3 separate regions of the Homo sapiens genome follow, and regions 2 and 3 are each linked to region 1. Evidence: chromatin loops called from intact Hi-C (ENCODE). Cell type or tissue: heart right ventricle. All regions are shown on one strand.

Region 1 (8,000 bases):
ACAGACACACACAGAACAGAAAATCATTCTGTCCCCTCTCTATTCTATGCCATAATAATAGAATCCAGTATGACCAACCTTGGCAATACTATTTCTTTATTTACAGCAACATTGGCCTCCTTATAAGCTGGCAAAAGAAGAATTGAAAACTCTGTGTTGTGGAATGTTGACGCTTCTTTATCTCTAAGAAGGTAACCTATTAATGAATACTTCAGAGATGCACATTTTGGAAGTTATTTAATGTGCTGTGTGTTTTTATACTACCAACATACACTTCTTTCTTAGATAAATAGATGATACTCAACTAAGAGGTGGCCCCTATCAAAGCTATGAAGTAGGAAACTTTGTCTTCAGAAACACTCTACCTTTCCCTTTCTACATGTCGTTTACCCTGGCGGCAAAGGGTGGGACCTCCATTTCCTGAGCACCTTCACTGAGACGGACTTGTATGTGGTGCCTGGTTTATAGTACTGCTTCAATCCTCACAATAATCTCACAATATGTGCATTAATTGCCCCAGTTTCTCAGACATGAGGAAACTCTCATAGAGTTAAAGCAACATGTCTAAAGAAAAGAAACTGGTAAGTGACCATGGAGATTCCTCTACTTTAGTGCCCAGGCAGGCAGGGTTCCCCTTCCAGGACCATGCTTCCCCAACCTCAGGCACTCCCATTAGCTCTGTAAAATGGATCAGTTCACACCAAACTATTAAGGAGAAGCCACCATTTGTGTTAATCCTCTTTGAAGTATTTCTATCCTCTAAGTGACCAGACAGGTACGACCTTAACCCAAACCAATGGTTCTAGTAGCAGAGAATTTGAGAAAGCAAACAGCAAGACTTCAGAATGTCACACTCCCTAGAGAGCATCTAACCGACCTCTTGTTCCATGAATATACAGATTTAAAATAACAAAAGCCTGAGATGGGATGTGACTTTGCAAACATCACACAGCAAATCAGGTGTAGAGCCCAGTCAAAAGCCAGGACTCCTGACTCAGTCCAGTTCTCTTTTGTGGCATCAGCCAAAAATATCCAAACCTAGGGCAAAAAACACATTCCAGGATAAAAAAGAATTATTTTAATGCTATTAATTCACATTGGTAATTCAGAATGCTGGTCAGAGCCTGGGCTTCAATTCTAGGTGCACGTCTTACAAACTGTGTGACCCACGCAAGATATCCTCTCTTTGCCTTGGTTTTCTTGTCAGTCATCTGAGAATAACAACAGTGCCTGCCTCATAAGGTTAGTGGGAAGATCAGATGTGATAAACCAGGTACAGTTCTAACTTCCTTGTGTTCAGTATGTAGTAAGCACTGAATAAATGTTAGATATTATCATTATCATTATTATCACTGTTACCACTAGTAGTAGTTCAAATAACTGAGTTCATACTACCACTTTTGGGGATAAAGGTAGAAACAACTTCCTGCTATTAAGTTTGTCTCTCCTTCTTCTCTAAAAGCAACCTTACACAGTCTCAGAAATGAAGAGAAGTAAGATCAGTAGAAGGTTAGCACCAGAAATGAAGAAATTACATTTGAAAATAAAAGTGCCTACTGAACATTTTCATTTGGTTGTTCAAAATAAAAATTCTCCATCTTTCTCAAGTCTCCTCTTATTTACTCCCTCAGTTAAAAGCCTGACCATCCTCTAGACATCTAAGCTTCTCCTTCCATACCACCATCCACTTGGTGACCAATGCTACCGATCCTCCCCCTGAAATGGCTCTGTATAGATCTCTTCTCTTTCCTCCAGGCCATCTGGTTCAGGCACATTTCATAAGTTTTCTGGTTTTTGTTTTGTTTTGGTCTGTGCCACTCCAATGGTCTAAAGTCTCCTCATTCCTTTTTGCAACCCCACCTCCTCACACCTCCACAGTCACTTTTGCAAAATGTAAGTTAGATGAAATCATTCCTACCATTAAGGGCCACATGGTTTCTCCTCCTTAGCAGGGTATATTCACAATCCAGCTTCAGTGAAACCTTTCTAAACATTCCTGTCTTCCCTCAGAACATGTAGGTGTCCTCTGAATGTGACCTTTCTGCCATGTGTGTATGCTGTTCCTTCAGTGTGGAATACCCAGCCCCTTCTCTAGACAACTCCTACCACCTATTGGGATCCAGACCAAATGTAAACTCTTCTTTAAACTCTTCCAGATTCCCTCCACTCTTTCTTCTGTTGGCTCCCATTAAACTTGTTTCTGTCTTCATTAAACACTCATGATGTTGAATCATTACCATTTATTTTCTTCTCCTTTTCTGCTAAATTGATTTCTGGGAGGCATGGGCCTCATTCTTTTAGCCTCTGGCACAGGACCTACAAAGCACACAGGAGGTGCTCAACAAATAATTATTGAATTGATCGAGTGGATGCTACAGAACGTAAAATAGGAAAATGAGACCTCGGTGATTGTCAATGTTAGTCTCAATAAAAAGAATTTGTGATATGTATGACTGTCTGCAAATGATTACACAAGTGGTTTTTAACACCGTGATGTGCACTTACAAATGAGAAAGCTCTCGAGTTCCCACTTCTGTCTGTTACACGTTCATCACTGGAGAAAGAGTCATGCCCTCCCAAATTTAGGTGAGTTCTGGAGGACCTGCACACACTAAGCATTTTGAGAGCTCTCAGAATCATGTAGCTTTAGATGAGAACACTTTTCCCTCACAAAATTCTATGGACTGGACTCAGGTAGTAGATGCTCAGTAAATGCTGATTTGATTTGCAGTGGATTTGAATGCAAAGTGCAACTCACATTTTAGACTAATTGAACTCAATGGCTGATCATACTTAATATAATAGCTCTAAGGCTAAAGAAAATCAATGACTACACTGAAAAGCAGCCAAATGCTCACTCTCCTGCCTAGTTGACAGTCAATGCTGACCTGCCTCTTGATCCTTTCCAGCTTTTGGGTATTTCCAACTTCACTGTGCCCCCAGAATGCAGAGGCCGGTTAGCAAGTGTTGCGTGGTACCTTGTGGTACATTTGTTCTTCGTTTTGAAGTGATGTAATAAAGGATAACAAAGGTGTGAAACTTGAGTTGCACTGTTAAAGTTGTCCTACATTTCCTAAAGCCTCCCCTCTGCATGATAAGTTGAGTGAAATTCTGGCTGAAGGGAGAGAGAAGTGTGAGCTGGAATGCTGTGACATCCCTTCATCTCCAATTGTGGAAAACTGTGGGAATGCATATTAAAGGAACCCCAGAAACTTTTGTTTTTACTAAACTGAGACTTAAAAAAACTTCATTTGGCAGTTGAACACCTCTATCCCATTGTAAGAAACAGGAAAGATTCAAAGCATGCATTCTGCTATAATTCATTTTGGGATAAGAAATAGGCAGAAGTACCTCGAAGAATAAATCATTAACTAAAAGGCAAACCGAGGCACCCTGGAAACCAGCGAGACCTGGAGGCGGCCGAGGGATCAGGCGGCTGGGATTTGCCTGTTCCCTCTGGTGACTTCTGGAGCGAAGCATCCCACAGGCAGGACGAACCCGGCACACTGCGCTCCGCTCCATTTCACTTTTCAAACTTGAAGTTATTTTTAGATGACCCAAGGCCGCTAATCCCAAGCAGGACAATTCTCAGCCCGCTGCACCTCAGTGCACCTACCCCCTCCCCAGCCTCTGCATTGGGAAGAAGGGATCTCTCGATCTTCTTTGCTCTCTGCATCCAGTTAGTCTCTTCTAGACCCTCTCTAAGCCTCAGTCCCGGGGATCACAGGCGTCATCCTCGCTCCTTCACTTATGCACCTGCTGCTGCTTCCAGGAAGGCAAACCCCCGGGCCACGGGCAGTGGGGAAGGGGCTCCTTTGGACCCGCGCCCCCTAGAGGGGGGTCGCGGGAGATCTCCGTCCCCACGGCCGCAGCCGGGACTGACCACAGATCTGGAGACAAACCCCACCCCCGCCACTGCCCCCACCCCCGCCACCGCCCCCGCCCCCGCCCCCGCCCCCGCCCTGCACCCAGACCCGGCCCGGAGACCAGATCCCCGCCGCGGACCCCCGGCACGACCCCGGGGCTGCTGTCAGCCCCGGCGGGACGGGGTGCCTGGGCGAGCCTGGCCGGCGCGGTTACATAACCGACCTGCTGGGCGTCCGCGATGCGCCGGCGGAGGCGGAGGCGGAGGCGGCGGCTGGGGCGTCTACGGGGGCCAGCTGCTAGCGCGCGGCGCTGCCTGCTCACCTGCCCGCCGGTGCGAGCGCGTGGGGGCGGCGCGGTGCCCGCGGGCCTTTGCGTGGGGCCGTACGCGGCGCGGCGCGCCCCGCCTCCCTCTCTCTGCCGCCGTGGGTCAGTGGGATTCTGCCTGCTGCCCGCTCCTCCCCGCAACCTCCGCCGCCGTCACCCGGGACAAAGCGGCTCCAGGGAGGGGCTGAGCCGGCGGCTCTCGCAGGAGCCGGCGGAGATGGGCGCGTCCCCAGCTCCGACTCATCGGGCCAACCTCCAATCAGACCCAGGGAAACCGAAAGCCCCTGTCTGGCCTCTTCTCATCTCCTCCCTCCTGACCCGGCGCCCTCCCCAGTCCCCTACCCACCGCACCTCCGGGGCTCTCACCCTGCCCTCAGCCCCGCACCCCCTCCTTTCCACTTCAGGTGCCCGGGAGGGCGCAGGAGCCTCCGGGCACCTGGCGTGGGAGCCTGGCTGCAGGAGTCCCGGCCTCAGCGGGAAGAGGCTCCTCGGGGTCCCATACTAAGCTGAGGGTGAGGGGGCAGCGACAGCCCAGAAGAAATGGTCAGAGAAGCAAACTGTGGTGGGGGAGTACTGGGAGAAAGACTCTTCTTACCAGATGTCTGAGCCCCCCGACTCTGGCTAACTGAGGAAATGTCGGGGAGCCCCTGGATGGTCCTCCCGGGCTTCTGCGCTTGGTGGGCGCTGGCGCCCTCTGGCTGGAGCCCTGCGCCCGGCCCAGCCCAGGCCGCTGAGGGTGCCCTGCGCGGGCTTCACAGCTTTGCCAGGATTTGCAGCCATCAGACCTGAGGACAGAAGGGTTCGGGCTGCAAGGAATCCTATTGTGTGAGAGCCATGACACAGTGAGTGGGAGGTTGGTATCCTACAGCAAACGGGACTGAAGGTGAATCGCAATCTAGGGTAGATCTGTTGCTCAACAAAGTTAACCCCAGTAGAAGTCTCTGCTTTACGGAATAAAGCAACTCAAATGGGTAAGGAAGCCTGTGGCTTACGGGTGGCACAGATAGGAACAGGACTGAGTCTCATGGCAAGAGAATGTGAATTATGCAAAAGATCATAGGAGAGTGCGGGAAATTAAAGGAAGGAGGTGTGCAGACCAATCTGAGGGAGGGAGTGAATAACATTTAAATCAGGTTTGTGTTCTGTCATCTTTCGAATTGCTGCATAAATAAGCCGTTTTCTTTTTGCTTTTTATGCCTTTTGATTTTCTGATAACAATATTACGATTGCACTGAAGCAGTCCATTCACAATCATTCTTCACTTACCCACACTACGTTGTTTTTTTCCAAAGTTGACATACAATCACGTTTTGTTTGTTTTCAACAAAAAAAGGTAGACGAGACGTTGGCTCTTCTCTCTGATTAATCTGCATTAACATAAACACAATTTCAGAATTGAAAATGACCTTAGGCTTCCCCTCGTTCAGCCTTCCCCTGGATGCATAAATCTGTAATTAGTCGTTGATTTAGATAATTGCCATTTGGGTTAGAATTGTCTGAAAGGGCATTCTTAAGTTGAGCAAAAACTTGCCTCCCTTTAATCATTAGTTCTCCCTTACTTTTTGAAGCCAAAGAAACCAAGTCAAATTCCTCTTCTAACTATCTTTAAAATATGTAAAAATAGCTAGCATGTCTAATGCACTCCAGGATCCCCTTTCTTTCCAAGTAAAGCATCCCCAACCCTTTAAACAAAATCTCACTTATTATTAGTGAGTACTTCCTAGAATCTTCGTCAAACTGATGACTTTCATCTTAACAGGGACTATTTATTATTTTGTGAATATACATTTACAAATAAAATTTTCAGCTTATAGAAGCAATATATTCATTGCAGAAATTTTGAAAAGTTGGAAAAACACAGGATTTAATCTGAGAACTAAATGAGGTAATACATGTAAAACACCTAAGCACAGTGCCTGGCACACAGTGATACTCAATATATGTTAGCTGTTACCAAAATCAACATAGCCATTTTCCTAACACCAAATATAGATATTGTTACTTTTCTAGATGCTGTTTCTGAGTTCTCATAGCCACATATTCCTCCTTCTACTGCTAAGAGAAATTCTGTGTTTGTCAGTTTGTGTGAAGAAGGAAGCATAATAAATGAGGAAAAAAATGAAAAGTGACAAACAGCCTCATGTTGTTTACCTTGAGAAGAACAAAATGTTACTAGCAAAACAAATGTTAATGGCAAGAAGAAAATACAGAGAGAAAAAGAGTTTATGGGATGGGGTCTGAGCTTGAAGAGGATTTTGGAGAGCAGGAGTGAGGCTAAAGGGTAGCTAATGTTAAGGATGGTGGTAAATAAGATCAGAATTTTGGTTTGCTAACATTTATTGAGCATTTAGTATATGCCACGCTCCAAGCCAATGAATTTTTATACATTAATTCATTTCACTTTCATGGCAACTCTATTAGATAGGTACTATAATTAACCTATAGTAAAGAAAGCACAGAAAGATTAAATAAATGACTTGCTGAAGCTAACAAGTGGAAAGCTGAATTCACACCTAGACAACCTGGCTTTGGAGTCCCCACTAGACTAGACTGCCTCTCAATGGTTGTATGTGACATTATAAATATAAACTTTTAGGTTCACAGGAAAGTTGAGCAGAAAGAACAGAAAACTCCCATATACTGCCTGCCCCCACATATGCATAGTCTCCCTGACTATCAAAGTCTGACACAGGAGTAATACAATGAATAAAGCTACATGAACACAACATTATCAACCAAAGTCCGTAGTTTACAGATCCACTCTTGGTGGTGTACTTTTTTGAGTTTAGACAAGTGTATAATGACCTATATCCACCATTATAGTTTCACACAGAATAGCTTCACTGCCTTAAAACTCCTCTGTGCTCTGCCTATTCATTCTATCCTCCCCACTAAGCTCTGGCAACCACTGAATTTCTAATTGTCCCCATAGTTTTGCCTTTTCCAGAATGTCATATAAGTGAATGTCATTTCAGATTGGCTTCTTTCACTTAATATGGATGTAAGTTTCCCTGTCTTTTCATGGCTCAAATAACTCATTTCTTTTTAGCACTGAATAATATTTCATTGTCTGGATATACCACAGTTTATTTGTTCATTCACCTGTTGGAGGACAACTTGATTGCTTCCAAGTTTTGACAATAAGTAAAAAGTTGCTCTAAGTATTCATGTGCAAGTTTTTGTGTGAATGTAAGCTTTCAACTTGTTTGGGTAAATATCAAAGAGTGTGATTGATAGATCATATAGTAGGTTTAATTTTGTAAGAAACTGACAAACTCTGCTGAAGGGGCTATACCATTTTGCATTGCCACCAGCAATGAATGAGACTTCCTGTTACTCCACATCCTCACCAGCATTTGGTGTTGACAGTGTTTGGGATTTCCACCATTCTAATTGGCATCTCATTATTTTGATTTGTAGCTGCCTATTGACATGATGTTGAGAATTTTTATATGCTTATTTGCCATTTGTCAAACTTATATGCTTAAAGCCATTTGCGGTGCCTTATTTGCCATCTTCTTTGGTGAGGCGTCAGTTCAGATCTTTTGCCCATTTTTTAATCAGATTATTTTCTTATGTTGCTTTTCTTGTTTTCTATTGGTAAGAGTTATTTTTGTATTTTGAATAAGAGTTCTTTATTAGATATGTCTTTTATAAATATTTTCTCCTACCTGGTACTTGTCTTCTCATTCTCTTGACAGTGTCTTTCGCAGAGCAGTTTTTAGTTATTTACTTATTATTTTTTTGAGGTGGAATCTCGCTTTGTCACCCAGGCTGGAGTGCAGTGGCATGATCTTGGCTCACTGCAA
Region 2 (8,000 bases), 71 kb before region 1:
GGAATGGCAGAAATTCAATTATTGTAAGCAAAGAGTAAGAGGGTCAAAAGTGGAAGGATCTAGTATGGTACCTTCTTCCTCAATAAGTTTAACATCCTTTAAAGTTTCATTTTTAATATAAAAATAAACATTGTTATTGTAGAATATTGGAAAATAGATAGCTTTTTAAATAAGAACAAAATGAAAGTTGTCTGATTGCCTTTTTCTTTCTTTTCTTTTTTTCAGATAGTGTCTCGCTCTGTCACCCATGCTGGAGTATAGTGGCACAATCATGGCTCACTGCTCCCTCAACCTCCCAGGCTCAAGCAATCCTCCCACCTCAGCCTTCCGAGTGGCTAGGACTTGGGACTACAGACATGTACCACCATCCCCAGCTAATGTTTTTATTTTTTGTAGAGATGGGGTTTCATCATGTTGCCCAGGCTGGTCTCGAACTCCTGGGCTCAAGCGATCCGCCCACCTTGGCCTCCCAAAGGGCTGGGATTACAGGCATGAGCCACCGTGTCCTGCTCTGATTTTCTACCATACTGATAACAATGGTTAATGTTTTGATAGATATTCCAAAATTTTTTCTGTGCTTATTATAGAACTGAGATTATAAAAAACATTCAGTTTTATAATTTTTGTCCAAAAAATTCAATCTTACAGCATTTACCATTGCATAAATGTGCCATCATTTTAAACCATTCTCATATTGCTAGACTTTATTTCTTCCATACTTATTTTGCTATTTTCACTGTGATGAATATGTTTGTTCCTAAATCTTTGTCCAATATTGCTTTACTATTTCCTTCAAGTAAATGCATAGATGGAGAATACATGTGTCATAGATGGAAAATGCTATGTCAAAATTCATGGGCATTTTTATGACTCTTGCTGTATTGTCCAACAGCTTTTCAGAAAGGTACCAATTTACAATCCTTCATGAAGGATTCACTACATGTTCTCCCCTACTGAGTGTTAGCTTCATTCACTTCACATATTTGAGAGATAAAAATGATATCTCACTGTTGTTTGGATGTGCATATCTTACCTCAAAGAGCTCTCACGTAAGATTTATTCTTTAAGAGCTATAATTTGTTTCTAAGCCTCCTGATTAAAAAGTCAATAAAGAGAAACAAATTGATGAAGAAAGATTATGATAATGAACTCAGATTAAAATTTAGTTTTAAAAAACCAAGAAAGGGACATATCAATTTGGATAAAAAGCAGGACACTCTTCATTTATGATAACCAAGAACTGCAGGGAAAGAATCCCTCTATCATTCAGTTGCCATTACTCCTCTGGCCATTTTCTGAAGTCTGTTCCCCAAACAATACAGGAGCTGGGGTAAAACACTGATGTTCCAGTTTTCTCTAATTCCTTATATATAATCTTATCGACATAATCCAACATATTCAATTTCATTTGGGGGTAGTGTATTTCAGAGAAACGAACTAAAACGCTGTCTTAAGTATTTGTGTGACAGGTCTAATGCTACTACAATAAAAATAAAGCTGCCATTTCCTAAGAGCCAGGCACTGTGCCAGGTAATTTACACACACAATTAATTTTTGCAATACTTAATTGCAGAAGCTATTAGATCTATTTCACTGATGAGAAAACTGAGGCTTAGATTTGTTTATTTATTTTTACTGTGATAAGAGTCACACAGCTATTAAATGAATAATCTGAAACTTGAATCCAGCTGTCTGGTGCAAATGCCAATGTTCTCTCACAAATCCCACCTTTGTTTTGTACATCATTTGACATTAATCATATATGAGATTATTATCACTATCCTTATTTAAACTTCAAGAAAGGAAAATTATGATAATATAGTAATATAACATTATCTTAACAAAATATCTTATACTTTAGGTATCTAACGTCCATTATAAGGTCAGAGACAAACAACCTGAATTTTTAAAGCAAACACTTTAAAACTCTAAAGCCATCACTAAAAACTAAGTTATATAAATGTGCAAGTTAATCAATTAAAACGGAAATAATAAACACTTCAAATATTCCTCTCTGACCCTTCCAAAAATTCTTCCACTTCATTCAGCCCTCTAATCATTAAAGCTGCCACTTTTTCGCCATCCAGAATCAAAGTAACTTGCTCCACGTCCTCAATTCCTTACAAAATTTGGATTTCATATCCCACCCCTCCTTACAATCAGTGCCTTGTAACCACCCTTTAATGACTACGTGGATCTTTTTGTCATTCTCGTCTGACCAGTCTCAGTGTCCCCAGACCCACTGACCCACACCAGACACTCTACAGGTGGAACTAGTCATGTGCTAGGAGCCAGCTCCCATCCACTCTGGGGGAGTGGCTTAAATTTCCAGGAATTTTATCGGCTGATTGTTAAATATAATCATCTCTAAAATATGTGTGTGTGTATATATATATATATATATATATATATATATATATACAGTTGCAGGTAAATGGATTAAGACAGAAATAATAAATACTCAAAATTCAATGCTTCTTTAGAAAATAATGTGATTGGCCGGGCACAGTGGCTCATGACTGTAATCCCAGCACTTTGGGAAGCCGAGGTGGGCAGATCACAAGGTCAGGAGATCAAGACCATCCTGGCCAACATGGTGAAACCCCGTCTCTACTAAAAATATAAAAATTAGCTGGGCGTGGCGGCACACACCTGTAGTCCTAGCTACTTGGGAAGCGGAGGCTGCAGTGAGCCGAGATAGCAAAAAAAAGCCCAAAAGAAAAAAGAAAATAACATAATTTGGCTACAATCTGTGCTCTTCAGGCCGTGTGCATATATTGTAGGCATATGGTGAAAATACGACGTAATAGTGAGCTACAGTACATCTCTTCTCAACCCTACATTTAGTGATGCCATGTGGAAAGTTTGAAACCAGCCACAGCGGGAGCATTTACACCATGGAAGTCAGCAAATGCTACACATCAGGGCCTTTTAACCAATAAGCCAGTTGTAAAGCATTTAATAGTATACCACTAGATAAGGCCCAACAACCTTTTTTCAAACAGGCCTTCCAAGTGATTCTGATTCTGCTAGAGCTTGAGAACCACCGGTTTAGAAGGCCTAGTATGCTCTTCTCCCAATATTCCAACTTCTTCCTCATCCACACACAGAGTACCGGAGTTTGGAGCTTGCTTCACTTCAAAACCAATCTATCACAGCTTCAAACCACCTGATTTCATCCACGGAAGGTACATGTTAATATGAGAAAGATGACTTTCCCTGGGACCCTGTTTTAAATTTTTGCCCAAGATTTTATAAAAATAAATTGTTCTAAGCAGATTATTTGTTTATTTAATCTCAATTTAGTATTACTTCTATTTTTAAAATATAATAAAATTACAAAATATTTTTCCCCTGAAAATCATATCTCATGGAACCATGTCATCCAGACTCCATTTAGAAGTTGGCTGCTGAATAATGAAGACCAGCAGATGGCAGCAGGGACTCTTGGAAAGAAAGCCTCACGTCTTCAAACCATTTTGGCTGAGAAAGAACATAAATAAGTCAAGCACATTTCTAAATAGTTTGCTGGTTCATTTATTCTTCGTGTTGGCAAACTGCCTTTCAAAATTCAGTATAGATTATATTCTATGATTTCATAAAAACATTAACAACCAAAAAAGTCATGTAGTCTTTTTACCCAAATTGGTTCATGCCAGACAAGAGTAGACAGATCCTTTTCACTGTGTTGTCAGATTTAAAATTTCAAATTCTCGCAGACAAGACTTAAATTATTTTACTTCATTAATATTTTTAAGTATATTTAATATTATCCCTTCTACAACCAGTTTTCCTATGAAGTTAGGAGTTAAGACAGGCAGATAAACAGAGTACAGATTATAAGCCATACAACCCTCACATTAAAAAAAAAAACAAAACCTGAAAGACTAGAGCATTTAAACAAATGTTTTAGTTATCATCGTATCACTAAAATCCATGCAAGACAATTAAATTGAGTCTGATTTTAAGAATAATACAGACTACCGTGTGCAAGAGTCTTGGTTGCATCATTAAGGGGAGCTATTTGCAAGGAGTGGTTCTGTATCTATATAGCACTGACTGTTAAGAATCCATCAGGAATCTTCAGGCTCAAGAGCGGTTCAGCAACAGCAGTAATCACAGCATGAAGAAGTGATTCTCTGACTGCTGAGCAGGGTGTGGAATCAGCACTGGAAATATTGGCAAAACTGTCCTGTTATTTTTTATAATGTCATTTCAATGTCTTCTGATTAACTTTTTTTTTTTTTTTTTTGAGATGGTGTCTCACTCTGTCTCCCAGGCTGGAGTGCAATGGTGCAATCTCGGCTCACTGCAACCTCCCCTCCTGGGTTCAAGTGATTCTCCTGCCTCAGCCTCCCAAGTAGCTGGGATTACAGGTACCCACCATCAGGCCCGGCTACTTTTTTTTGTACTTTTAGTAGAGATGGGGTTTTATCATGTTGGCCAGGCTGGTCTCGAACTCTTGACCTCAGGTAATCTGCCCTCCTCGGCCCCCCAAACAGCTGGGATTACAGACATGAGCCACTGCACCCAGCCTGATCAACTATTTTTAACTGGGCACATAAAGATGCACAGACACTAGGCAGGAGTGAATCCATAATGTGTTTTTAACATCATTTATGAATCAGCACTGTGCTAGGCACTAAGGAGGCTGAGATGAACATGATGTCATCCCTGGTTACAGGAGCTCATAGACTACTGAATTCTAAATTTAGAGGATATTCAGTAAGTTCCAGTATTTATTTCACAAAGTTGTTTTGATAATGAAATGAGATAACATTTTTTAAAATTACTTCACAAACCATCCCAGCATTGAGCAAGTGCCAGTTTGCCATTATTTCTAAATAGATGAGTGACAGAATCAAACTGATATCCAAAAAAAGAGCAATGGGCAATGATGTACAAAACAGATTAAATGGGGAAAGTAAACTTAGGCAGATTAATCAGCTGGAGTCCACTGTAATAACCCAGACAGGAGGTGGCAGAGTATGAAGTGTCTGGGGCAGTGGGAACAACTGAATGAAAAAATGAAGAAAGCACGCAGATGACTTTGTGGCTGACAGCAGGACAACAGAGAGGAAAGAGACAAAAACGCCAAAAGGATGATTCAGAGAATAATGTAATAGGAAACTCAAGTGAGTGAAGTAATTTAGGGTGAAAGATAAAGAATTTGACTTTTGACATGTTAAATTTAAGATGACAGTGAAACATCAGAGTGAACAGAGCAGAAGGAAGTTGGGAGATGTCGCAACTCACAAACTCCTACTCAACTTTTAATACCCACTGCCAATGTCCTTTCTTCCAGGAAGTCTTTCCTTGATAGTCCTCAGAGGTCATTTACTCACTTCTCCAGGTTCCAAAAGCAGTTTGTTTAACATCCTAGTTTAGCATGTTATATTGGGTTGGCATTATCTAACTCTGTGTCTGTCACTTCAATGAGACTCCATTAGAACTCATTAAAAGTAGAGAAAGTCACTGATCTTTATATCCTTAGTACCAGCACAGTACATAATTCATAATAGGTACTCAATAAATGGCTAATGAATGATGAAAGTAACCAGCTGATAAAAATAAATAAATATCAAAACATAAACATCATCTGCTTAAAGGAGATAGAAAACTGTTAGTAAATATAATTTCCAAGGAAAATAATTATTTAGAAATAAGAAGTGAGCTACGTATAGGACCATAAGAATAGATGCCTTAGGGAGTGCTGCAGTTTGGTTTGTTTGACTCTTCCAAATCTCATTTGAAATCTGATCCCCAGTGTTGGAGGTGGGGCTTAATGGGAGGTGTTGGGGTCATGAGGGAGGATCCCTCACTAATAGATTAATATCCTCCCTGGGTGGTGGGGATGAGTGAGTTCTCACTGTTAGTTCCTGCGAGAGTTCTCCTGCCAGCTGGTTGTAAAAAAGAGCCTGGCACCTCCCCGGCCCAGCCCTCTCTGGCCTCCTTTCTAGCCTTGTGATCCCTGTATTCCTTCTTCTTCTGCCATGAGTGGAAGCAGCCTGAAGCCCTCACCAGAAGTGGATGCTGGCACCATGCTTCCTATACAGCCTGCAGAACAACAAATAAACCTCTTTTCTTTATCAATTATCCAACCTCAGGTATTCCTTTATAGTAACACAAATGGACTAAGACAGGGAGTAGAGAAGAAAGAGAAGCTAGTAAAAGAAAAAGAAAATAAGCCAAAGCCTCATAGAAAAGGGATGCTTTTAAAAACGAAGGAAGACATGTTCCAAACAGATTTAAAAAGCTACCAACATCAAAGTGAATGGAGATAAAGAACATACCATAGAATTTCAAAGCCAAATTTAGTTGAGAAAATTTAGGTCTATTCCACCAAGAACAAAAATAAGAGTAATGAGTAAATGTAGTTAATTTAGTGAAGAAGCCAAGGCTATGGGAACAATCCATTCTTGTTATTTATATGCTGTACAAAGGCTGCAGAAAACCAAGTTCAGGCTGGGTGCCTATCTCAAGGCAGAGAAGTTGAAAATATTAAGAGGATTAAGAAGCTAATTTTAAAACATGATGAATAACAGAAATGTTAGCACAGTACTACTGATGAGGAGGTGAAGAGAATAAACAAAGCTCTCAAGGGCATTTTTCACAAGGAGTAATGCTATGTCAAGATAACCAACTTCTTGTCAAGTATGCATTACTTTAGGACCAGACAGACTTATCTCAGACCATCCTCCTGTGACTGTCAGGCCAGAGGATCCAGAGGACCTTGGTTCCTGGGGAGGTCCAGGTGTTTCATTTGGGGTATCTAGTGCCTTGGTGAAGGAGTGGGTCTAAGCATTAGTATTAGACCATCTGGATTCCTAATTTTATTCCAGGAAGTCCTAGTATTTGTGGATTGTTTAGGTGATTCCAAGAATCAGCCTAAGAAAGGACTCTTAAGATAATTTGCCTTCTTATTTCCAAATGAGGAGACTGGGGTCCCAGGAGGCCAAGTGGCTTGTCTAAGATCACACTGTTGATTATAGCAGACCAGACCAAGTCTAAAACCCAGGACTCTAGATGGCCAATCCTATAGTGTTTGTATTTTACACTTTTCAATATTGTAGAGGATAGAACAAAGAAAAAAGCAAGAGAGAACAGAAAAGAGACAAGATGAGACCAAGCTATTTCTCCTCCTTCTTGAAGGTTGATTCTTATCCACAACTCTGGTGAGCTCTTTCCTCTTCCTTGGTATAATATGGACTTATTAGCTCGAGAATACTGACCCTTCCTCTCTGAAGTCAATACTCAGGGTTTCACCTTCGATAGACATTTTTTAAATCTACTTGTATAAATCATTAACCTGTTTCCTTATACATTTTGTAATTTAATTATGGGTACCTTATTATCTCATTGTTTTTATTGTGATCTGATTATCACATTTTAAATCCTATTGTCTTAGATAGTTACAATTTTTGCCACATCTTTGATTTCTGAGATTAGACTGAACTTCCTTTTCCAATCACTGAAGGCATAATCTGATGATGCAGTAAGAACTACATTGAGTATACCACATACCACGGTCCAGGTACTTCTCTAAACAGTCTATATTCATTAACTTACTACTTCACATAATTCAATCACATCAGCCCTCTTGTCTTCTCTATTTTACATAGAAGGAAGCTAAAGCACAAAAGGGTTAGGTAACTAACCCAAGAACACGCAGCCAATAAGTGTGGCAAAAGTGTGGTTCTCGAACCTGCGAGCTAACCACTCTGTACCACCATCCCAGCAGCCCTGCCTCTGACTCCACTGAAACCTGGTTCATCCCTTTTACTTACAAGGAAGTTTCATGAGCCCCTGACAATTTCCAATAAAATAACTGCTCGTACTTACATAGACTTATATAGAACTTAGTAAGAGCATGGCACCATTTTAAGGACTATCCAAATATTATCAATTCACTTAATTTCAAAACAATCCCACAAGGTAAGTGGGAATATTATCATCACATTCATGTTACACATGAGAAAACTGAAGCACAGAAAGCTTAA
Region 3 (8,000 bases), 130 kb after region 1:
GCCCTGGCAGGCTGCAGTTGGGTAGTGAGCATGAGCTTAAGTTCACTGAAGGGACTCAGGTCTACAATATGCCATGATGGAGTCCTCCAAGAAGGTTGTTATTGGTTGGCAAGATGGTGCTGAGACACACCCAAGTGAAGGGAAGCTGCATACAAGTTATAATATGGGTAAACAATGACAATATATAAGATTTCAAGAATAAATACAGATGCTTAAATGCAATAAAGTAAAACTAATCAACTAATTAAAATAAAGCAGACAATATGGAGTTTACCTAGAATATCACTTTTCACTTTACTAGTGTTTATACTTGTTTGTATTTATGAGAAGAGTCAGACGCTTTCCTCACCAGTGTATAACGTGTAGCTACCTAAGTCAATGTCACCAGGTAACAGACGCTGGCCATCCCACAGTGTTGGTATATCCCTAGTCAGGATTGCTGCTAAATCAAAACACAGTGGTACCAAAAACCACTGTTGATTGGCTCTGAGCAAGGTTTCTCTTTCATCCACAATCACACAATTAGTGAGTGACAAGATTGAAATTCATGAATCCAACTGCTAACTCTCTAATCCAATGAAAATTCTGTATGTGCCTTTTATGATGCATAAATCATGACTTTTATGTAAAATAGGAATCATTTCTATGCAGGTGCATTTCTATTAATTAATCTGGTTCCTTGCAAATTAACAGAAAATGTTTATTAATTTATTGTTTAAATAAAGGCAAAGTAAAACTGATCAGCAAAAAAATAAAATAAAATGGGTGCATGTGTATGCTATCCTATGTTAAAAAGCATAGGTGGAAAAGTCAAATGCAAAAGTGAAAAAAATTCCAGCACATTTTTATTTGTTTGTTTTTTTTTTTAGGAAAGAATGAGCCTCTATTGATGGGCAGATTCTCACAGTGGGAGCCCTGAATTAGAAATGAAAATTACTTTATAACACAGCCTACACAGGAGCTAAACATTAATGTCTTTGATTGCTTTAGGTCAGTTACCCATAAGTGTGAGTACTTACGCTGTCAATTAATCTTTTACAATCTGGTATTACTTTAGTAGTTATTTTGAAAAAAACAAAACACAAAGAAGCAAAAAAAAAAAAACCCACCACATCTAAATATGTACTCTAAATATTTAAATAAAATTATATTTTAATTAAAATAGAAAGGTAAACCATAATGGTAGGCTGATGAAATCCTCCTTAAACAAATTAAAATGTAAATATTTAAATAAATAAAATGGAATCTGTGATACTAAATAGCTTAATGTCAAAGTAAAAAGATAGATAACTTTATTCTTCAGCTCTGTGGATACAATAATATTCACCATATTGAGAATACATAAAACTCTACAGGAGGAAGAAATGTCTCAGTGGTGATGGAAGCCATTACATCTTCTCCTCTTTATACATCCTCTCTAAATAAGGTAAATAAACTAATGGCAAACACCACCATTACTTTTGCACCAGCCAAATAACTTGATTTACCATATTTAGAGAGGACATACAAAGAGGAGAGGTGTCATGGAAGTATATCCCTAGTCCTTCCGAGTTTCCATCACACAAGAACCGGCTGGATTCATGGCTTTCACAGTTCTCTTTTCACCTGACTTTCTGCTTCCTACAGACATTTCCAATGTAAAAAGTCCACTGTACATTGATCACAGCATAAAATCTGGATAGATGTGTCTTTTCTTCTTCATCTTACCCCTTATACCACCACAGGAGAGTATGCTCATTTTCTCCTTTGGCTCCATTCACTTTTCCTGATAGCTGACTTTGTCACTTCTACTTTTTTCTCCATATTGGACATTCTGATCATTACACTTTCTATATTTTATCAGCAAGATCTGTTAGAGGCAAGCAGCAGAAACTAAACCTAGCTGATTTAGTAAAATAATAATAATTTATTAAAAGTTTGTTAAGTAGTTTATGTAACTTTTAAGAGGGCTGGACAACCAGGCTTGAAGGATGCATAGCCAGGAATCTTGCTCCAAATCAGGCCACAGAACTGGTCTGGCAAGCATGACACTGCCACTGATGTCAAGTGCATTGTGGCCACTGGCATAGGATACTGAATGACGCTGTGTCCCCAGAAACTTCATCCTGCAATACCTGCAGTTGCTTCCAGGGAAAATTTTTTAGTCTCCATTTCTTTATTTCAGTAACTCTTGATTCAAAGTCTTGGGTTGGTAGATCTGAATGGCAAAGTCTTATTTTCATGGTAATATCCTAGTTTCAAGGAAGGCAAGGAAAACAAAAATCTAGCATTTTTCTGCCCACTATGGTAGGCAAGTTTCTGTTGAAACATAGGGTTCAGATTTTGCGTGGCCAAAAATGGATACGTATCAATATGTGTGTTTGTAAATAATATATATGAGTATAAAAAATATATTATATCATTATGAACATATATTTTTATAAATATAAATACATTTTATAACTATAACTATATACCTTTTTATAAACATAACATATATTTATATATGCACATGTCTGTGTGTATATATACAAATACACTCCTTGTCTATTCCCAGGCTAGTGACCCCTCGCTTAAAGACTCTATAAAAGCAGACTAAGTACAATGATATCTCCCCACCTTTCTCATGATACTTCAAACTTGTCTAATGACAGTTTTTTAAAACAGTGCAATAATTAACTAGAACACCTGTGTACTGGTGTCATATTTTCTGAATGGTAGTCATATTTTCTGAATCAAAACCAAATGCTCATCCTCTTTTTTTTATTTAAAAATCCACGCATTGAGAGTTGAATCAAATTTTGCTTTGAATAATGTGACAAAGAAAGAAAAGCTTTTTCCTGAATCTCTTCTTCCAACCTAATATTAACCATTTTTTAGAAATGTGCTCACATTCTCCTCTGGAATAAAAAAAAAAAAGGACAAACATCTTCCAACAGAAATGCCATCATGATGGTGATCTCAAAGAGTTTTGTGAGCCCACAGTGAGGCCACATCTGCTGTCTCTGACCCCAATCAGCTCTTCCTCTAGATATCTGCTTGTCTAACTCTTAACATCTTAAAGTCCTTGCTCAAATCTCACTTTGCCAATTAGGGCTTACACTGATTCTATTTAATACTATAATACCACCTTCCCCCATCCCTGACATTCCTGATTTTCTCTAGCCTTTCCCTCCCTCCCCCCTCCCTCCCCCTCCCTCCCTCCTTTCCTCCTCTTTCTTTTCTTTTCTTTTCTCTCTCTTTCCCTCCCTCCATCCCTCCCTCCCTTCTTTCCTTTCTTTCTTTCTCTTTCTTTTCTTTCTTTCTTTCTTTCTTTCTTTCTTTCTTTCTTTCTTTTTTCTTTCTTTCTTTCTTTCTTTCTTCTTTCCCTCCCTCCCTCCCTCCCTCCCTCCCTCCCTCCCTCCCTCCCTCCCTCCCTTCCTTCCTTCCTTTCTTCCTTCCTTCCTTCCTTCCTTCATCTTGCTCTGTTGCCCAGCCTGGAGTGCAATGGAGCAAACTTAGCTCACTGCAACTTTGAATTCCTGGACTCAGGTCAATCCTCCCACCTCAGCCTCCTGAGTAGCTAGAACCACAGGTGCATGGCACCATGCCCAGCTAACAATTTTTTTAAGAGATGGAGCCTCATTATATTACCCAGGATGGTCTTGAATGCATCAAGCAATCCCAAAGCTCTGGAATTATAGGCATGAGCCATCATGCCCACCCATTTATCACCTTTTAATATTTTTACTTTTAGAGTTTACTTATGTATTACATTTATTGTTAATTGTCTGTATCCTCTACAAGAATGTAAGCACCAAGAAAAAAGTAATATTTACTTTGTTCATATTTCCAAGTTCCTAAAGCAGTCCCTGTCATATAACGGGAGTGCAACAAATATTTGCTGAATTAATAAATGAATGGGTGTGGCTGGGGTAAAATAAACAAGGATGAAAGGGCAGAGATGAGGTCGTTGAGTTAGACAGGAATCAGATGACAAAGAGTCTCTGAGGCCATTTGAAGGCTTTAGATTTCATTCTGAGTGAGATGTGAGGTCACTGGATGTGTGCACTGAATACCACAATCTGACAGAGAGAGAGAAAAGAGCCAGTGGAGAAAGAGAAGTTGAACCCACCAAGAGATTGGCGATCGATCAATGGAACAAAATCTTAGAGGTAATTAGGGGGGTTGGGATCTACATGTCCAGGTGGCCTTGGTCAGAAGAAGGTATAGGTATGCAACAAGTAAAGATGATTGTCTACATAAACTACAGACCATCGCTCTGGTTAAAGTGCCCTGGTTAAGTGGCCCTTAATTTCTTTGGGTAATTCTATTGTCTTGGCAGACACATCATATTGTTTTGGAAAACAACTGGGTTATAAATATGGTAGTCATATTTTTTGAATCAAAAATGAGGTGAATGGCTTAGAAAATGTTTTTCTCTAATCTATAAGTTTACTTATATGTAAAGTTTTATAACTATATTAGAATTAAATCATATTCAGTGTTATAAATGTTAATACATAGCAGAAACAAAATGCAGAGTGTTTTTAGTGGGTATTCCAAAGTCTACCTTGGTTAGATTGTGATTCTGCATGCAAAAGTGGGTCAAACCTACCATCATGGCCACAGGTATCAGGCTCAGGGGTATGAATGTTACTCCAGGAACATTTTCTGAGTATACATATAGCATACCTCCAGAGCTATGCTTTAGGAAGATTAAAGTGGAAGCAACTTGGAACAGAATAAAGCTGGAAATTGGATTGAAGCATCATAATTCAGGGATTCTAAGTACAATTTTGAAACAAGGAGATTTGCTGATTTGTATTGTCAACTTTCATGCCAAACAAACTAGGCTCAACTCACACCCCTACCACTTGCTAGCTGTATGGTCTTAGGTAAGTTATCTAATTGGGATTTCACATTCCTCGTGCATAAAATAGGGCAAACAATAATGTTTAGGAAGGATGATCCAAGGATTAAATAAGCCAACAAGGAAAGCACTTAAAATAGGGCCTGCTACTTAATTAGCGCTGACTATTAACTATTACTGTTTCTACTACTCCTATCTTGTAGGGCAATATTAGACATAAATAGTCTCATGCTATATTTCTGCTGCATTTTGACACCACCAAAAGTACAGCCAATTCATATGAAAGTAATTCATTTCTGACTATAAACATTCAACAAAACTATCTTATTTCAAAAAACAACACTGACTAATATTTGGAAGTAGAAAAACTCAAAGTTACAACAGTTACTAATTTCATGATGTGGGAGGATTATAAAATTTCATATAACTGATATAGTTGTATCAGTTTTGGCCATAGCTAAGACTTACAAAGCAATTACGATTTGCCAGGTACTACGCTATCTATCTAATTTACATGTGTTATATCCTTCTAATAACTTCACGAGATGAGGATTATTATTAACCATCTTCCCAAAGAGGAAAAAGGCTTAAAGAACTTGATAACTTGAGTAAAGATACACCATTAATAAGTGTCTCCACCTGGATTTCAACTCAGGCAGTCTGACCCTAGTGTCCACACTACATTATGAGGTTATGACAGGCAATTGAAATAATGTGTAGTAACTTATCAATTAAAATTTAAAACAAAAAGACTAATTTCTAGGAATTATACCCCAAAATTTGATAACAAAGCAAAAATATTCTTTATCAGATCATCAATGATTTGGTAATATATGTTTCACCCAAAATTAAGGAACAAAATAAAACCATAGGCAAAAAAAATGCTTTACAGAGATCAAAAACCTAGAGAAAAGTTAACATTATTTACCATTCATACGGATTACTGGGCTTGAAATTACTCAGTGTCTCAAAGTACTGATAAGATATTGGCTGGGACTAGGTGTATTACGTATTTTTTTTTAATTTTCTGTATATAATGATTTGTGTGGGTGTGTAAATTTTTTTAAAATAATATTTCTTAAATGTATAACATCTTTAAAAGAAACAGAAAACCTTCCTGGCTGGGGAGAGATTGCTCCTCTCCCTCTCGGGGCAAGCTAGTTCTTCCAGTTGGCACAGAACTCAGCCTGGAGCATACCTTTGACATGCAAATCAACCAATCTAGAACTACACCCTTCTATCTGGCCCAGATAACCCAAGAAGCAATATTCCTCTGCCTTAATCATCTCAGGGCCAGATATCAGGCCACTAGAAACCACTCTACAGTTTAGAGCCCCTGGGGATTATTCAAACTAGCTAATGCTAAACTGTTGACTTGTCCCTTCTCTGCCTTTCCTGTGGAAATCCTAATAAAGGATCTAGCTCCTTTTGTGGCTCCCAACTGACTGACCATCATACAATAGGGTTCTGCTAACTCAAAATTCAGTGCAGAAAACTGTCAAAAAGTCTTTATATAAAACATTCGTTTCATATAAAATGTCAAATGGGATGGTTGATAGAGCTGCAAACAGAGGCTAGACCAAGATACTTATCTCTTAAAACTAGCCATATATTCTTACATTTGTTCATTAAACTCATTCAGTAAATAGTTGTTGAATAATTTTTAAGTTCTAGGCAGCTAGGTACTACAAAGACCAACTATGTTTAGTTTCTGTTGTTGGAGACGTTGCATTTTGGTGGGGTAAATACATAAATACACAAATAAAAAATATTTTTAAAAGTTAGTGATTCTCTAACTTGTCTTACTTTTAAGGAAATATAGAGTAAGACAAGTCAGAGAATCACCAAGGGCAGAGTTGGGGAAAGTGACTTTAGATGGGGTAAGACTAAAATATCTATCTGAAGAGGAGACATTCAAGCTGACTGAAAGATTAGTAAGAGAAAGAGTTCCAGGCACAGGAATCTTACTGAATTTACCAGTAGGTACATGTCTCCAAAGAAACAATGTAAATATTCCTTTTTCTCTCCTAATATCTTCTGGATACTTCCAAACCTGTCTTCAATTTTTATAAAAAGCACTTAGTTCATAAGTTTCTGCAAGAACATGGACTGTTACTTTACTCATCTTCATAGCTCTGGTACTTCACACAATGCCTTCACATGGTGAGCACTCAAAAAATAAGTTTGAGGGCCAAGTAAAATAATGGATGAATTAAGGGTTAATCCACATAAGCCTGGGAGGTTTTCCAAAGAAATTTTAAAACTTATATTTCAGGGTGATGTCAGTAAAAATAGCAGAGCAAGGATCTCCTAAAGTTCCCTCCTTAAAAGCAATAAGAAATTTGGTAAAAATTCTAAGTATCAAGTTTTTAGAATTCTACAGATTAACCAAAGTTTTGCAGCAATTCAAGAATGTCTATTCAAGAAAAAAACAGTTGAATCTTGATAAGAACATCAAGCTTAACATCATTTTAACCTGCCCTATTCTCAAACCCCTCTTTATATCTCCATAGAAGCCTTAAAAGCCAGAAGTCTGCATTCACAGTGAAAATCAACAACCCACAGTCACTAGATAGGGCACAACAAGGTTGGAACTTCTTCTAAACCTCAGTACTACAGTATTCTCATTATGCGACAAGTTTGGCAGTTTCCTAGAAGACCTTACTTGCAAGACTGTCTTTATTTGACATGACTTGGAGCTCACTCAGTATGAAAAGCCTTTCCTCCAGGGGTGTTGGTTTAAAATATTTAAAGACAACTGTTTAACTTTGCAACTATCTGAGTCAGTAGGTAACTGTTGGACAAACAACAGGCAAACCAACAAGATGAAAATGAAAGGCTAGGGAATGAGTTGTTCATAGTGGCTTTGCAGAGGTCTAATGAATTCCCAGGAATTTAGAAGGGCATCCATTTGCCCAGGGCTTTACTCATGTTCAGGAAAGACATGAGAAGGCCACAAGCTGTCATGTACACCCATCCTTGAGGCTCTGGCACAGGTAGAAAGCGAAAGCTAAGGCAGAGTTGTCAACTGCTTGGCTGAGTGTTGAAGGCATGGCCAACATGCACACACAGTCCCTTAGCAAAGAATGGGGACTTCTAAATTACTGAGGTAAAGAAATATCTGTCTAGTTAATACCTGATCACTAAATAATGGAGCAGAGACTTCTGT

The links. Hi-C counts contacts between places; a loop is a spot of excess contacts. Peaks named below come from ENCODE experiments on the same cell type or tissue, not always from the same donor. Only the 100,000 strongest peaks of a DNase experiment are listed, where the experiment ranks them.
Region 2: it touches region 1 in a loop (8-fold over the local background); 65 of 110 quality-filtered maps call a loop at or near these places.
Region 3: a loop joins it to region 1, with 4 times the contacts of the local background. A loop is called at or near these places in 47 of 110 quality-filtered maps.

What each region holds. Positions count from the first base shown.
Region 1 is chr6:46,487,084-46,495,083 of GRCh38, forward strand. RCAN2 (regulator of calcineurin 2) reads right to left here and starts at 4,366. Exons shown (of 5, transcript NM_001251974.2): 1 at 4,090-4,366. It overlaps RCAN2-DT (RCAN2 divergent transcript), which reads left to right and starts at 4,969. Exons shown (of 3, transcript NR_125837.1): 1 at 4,969-5,044. RefSeq lists an enhancer at 588-1,200 and silencers at 4,329-4,418, 4,929-4,988. In heart right ventricle, CTCF peaks have their summits at 3,781, 4,881 and 5,080; DNase peaks (open chromatin) are centred at 3,528, 4,418 and 4,908; H3K4me3 peaks cover 5,734 bases; H3K27ac peaks cover 5,879 bases.
Region 2 is chr6:46,416,311-46,424,310 of GRCh38, forward strand. All of the region lies in intron 2 of RCAN2 (regulator of calcineurin 2), which reads right to left. Among named protein-coding and RNA genes, the nearest start is that of RCAN2, 71 kb to the right of the region's middle. In heart right ventricle, a CTCF peak has its summit at 3,424 (motif pointing right); a DNase peak (open chromatin) is centred at 3,441; H3K27ac peaks cover 5,094 bases.
Region 3 is chr6:46,612,849-46,620,848 of GRCh38, forward strand. The region is part of intron 7 of CYP39A1 (cytochrome P450 family 39 subfamily A member 1); the gene reads right to left. Among named protein-coding and RNA genes, the nearest start is that of CYP39A1, 36 kb to the right of the region's middle. In heart right ventricle, no CTCF peak of the experiment used is centred here; no DNase peak of the experiment used is centred here.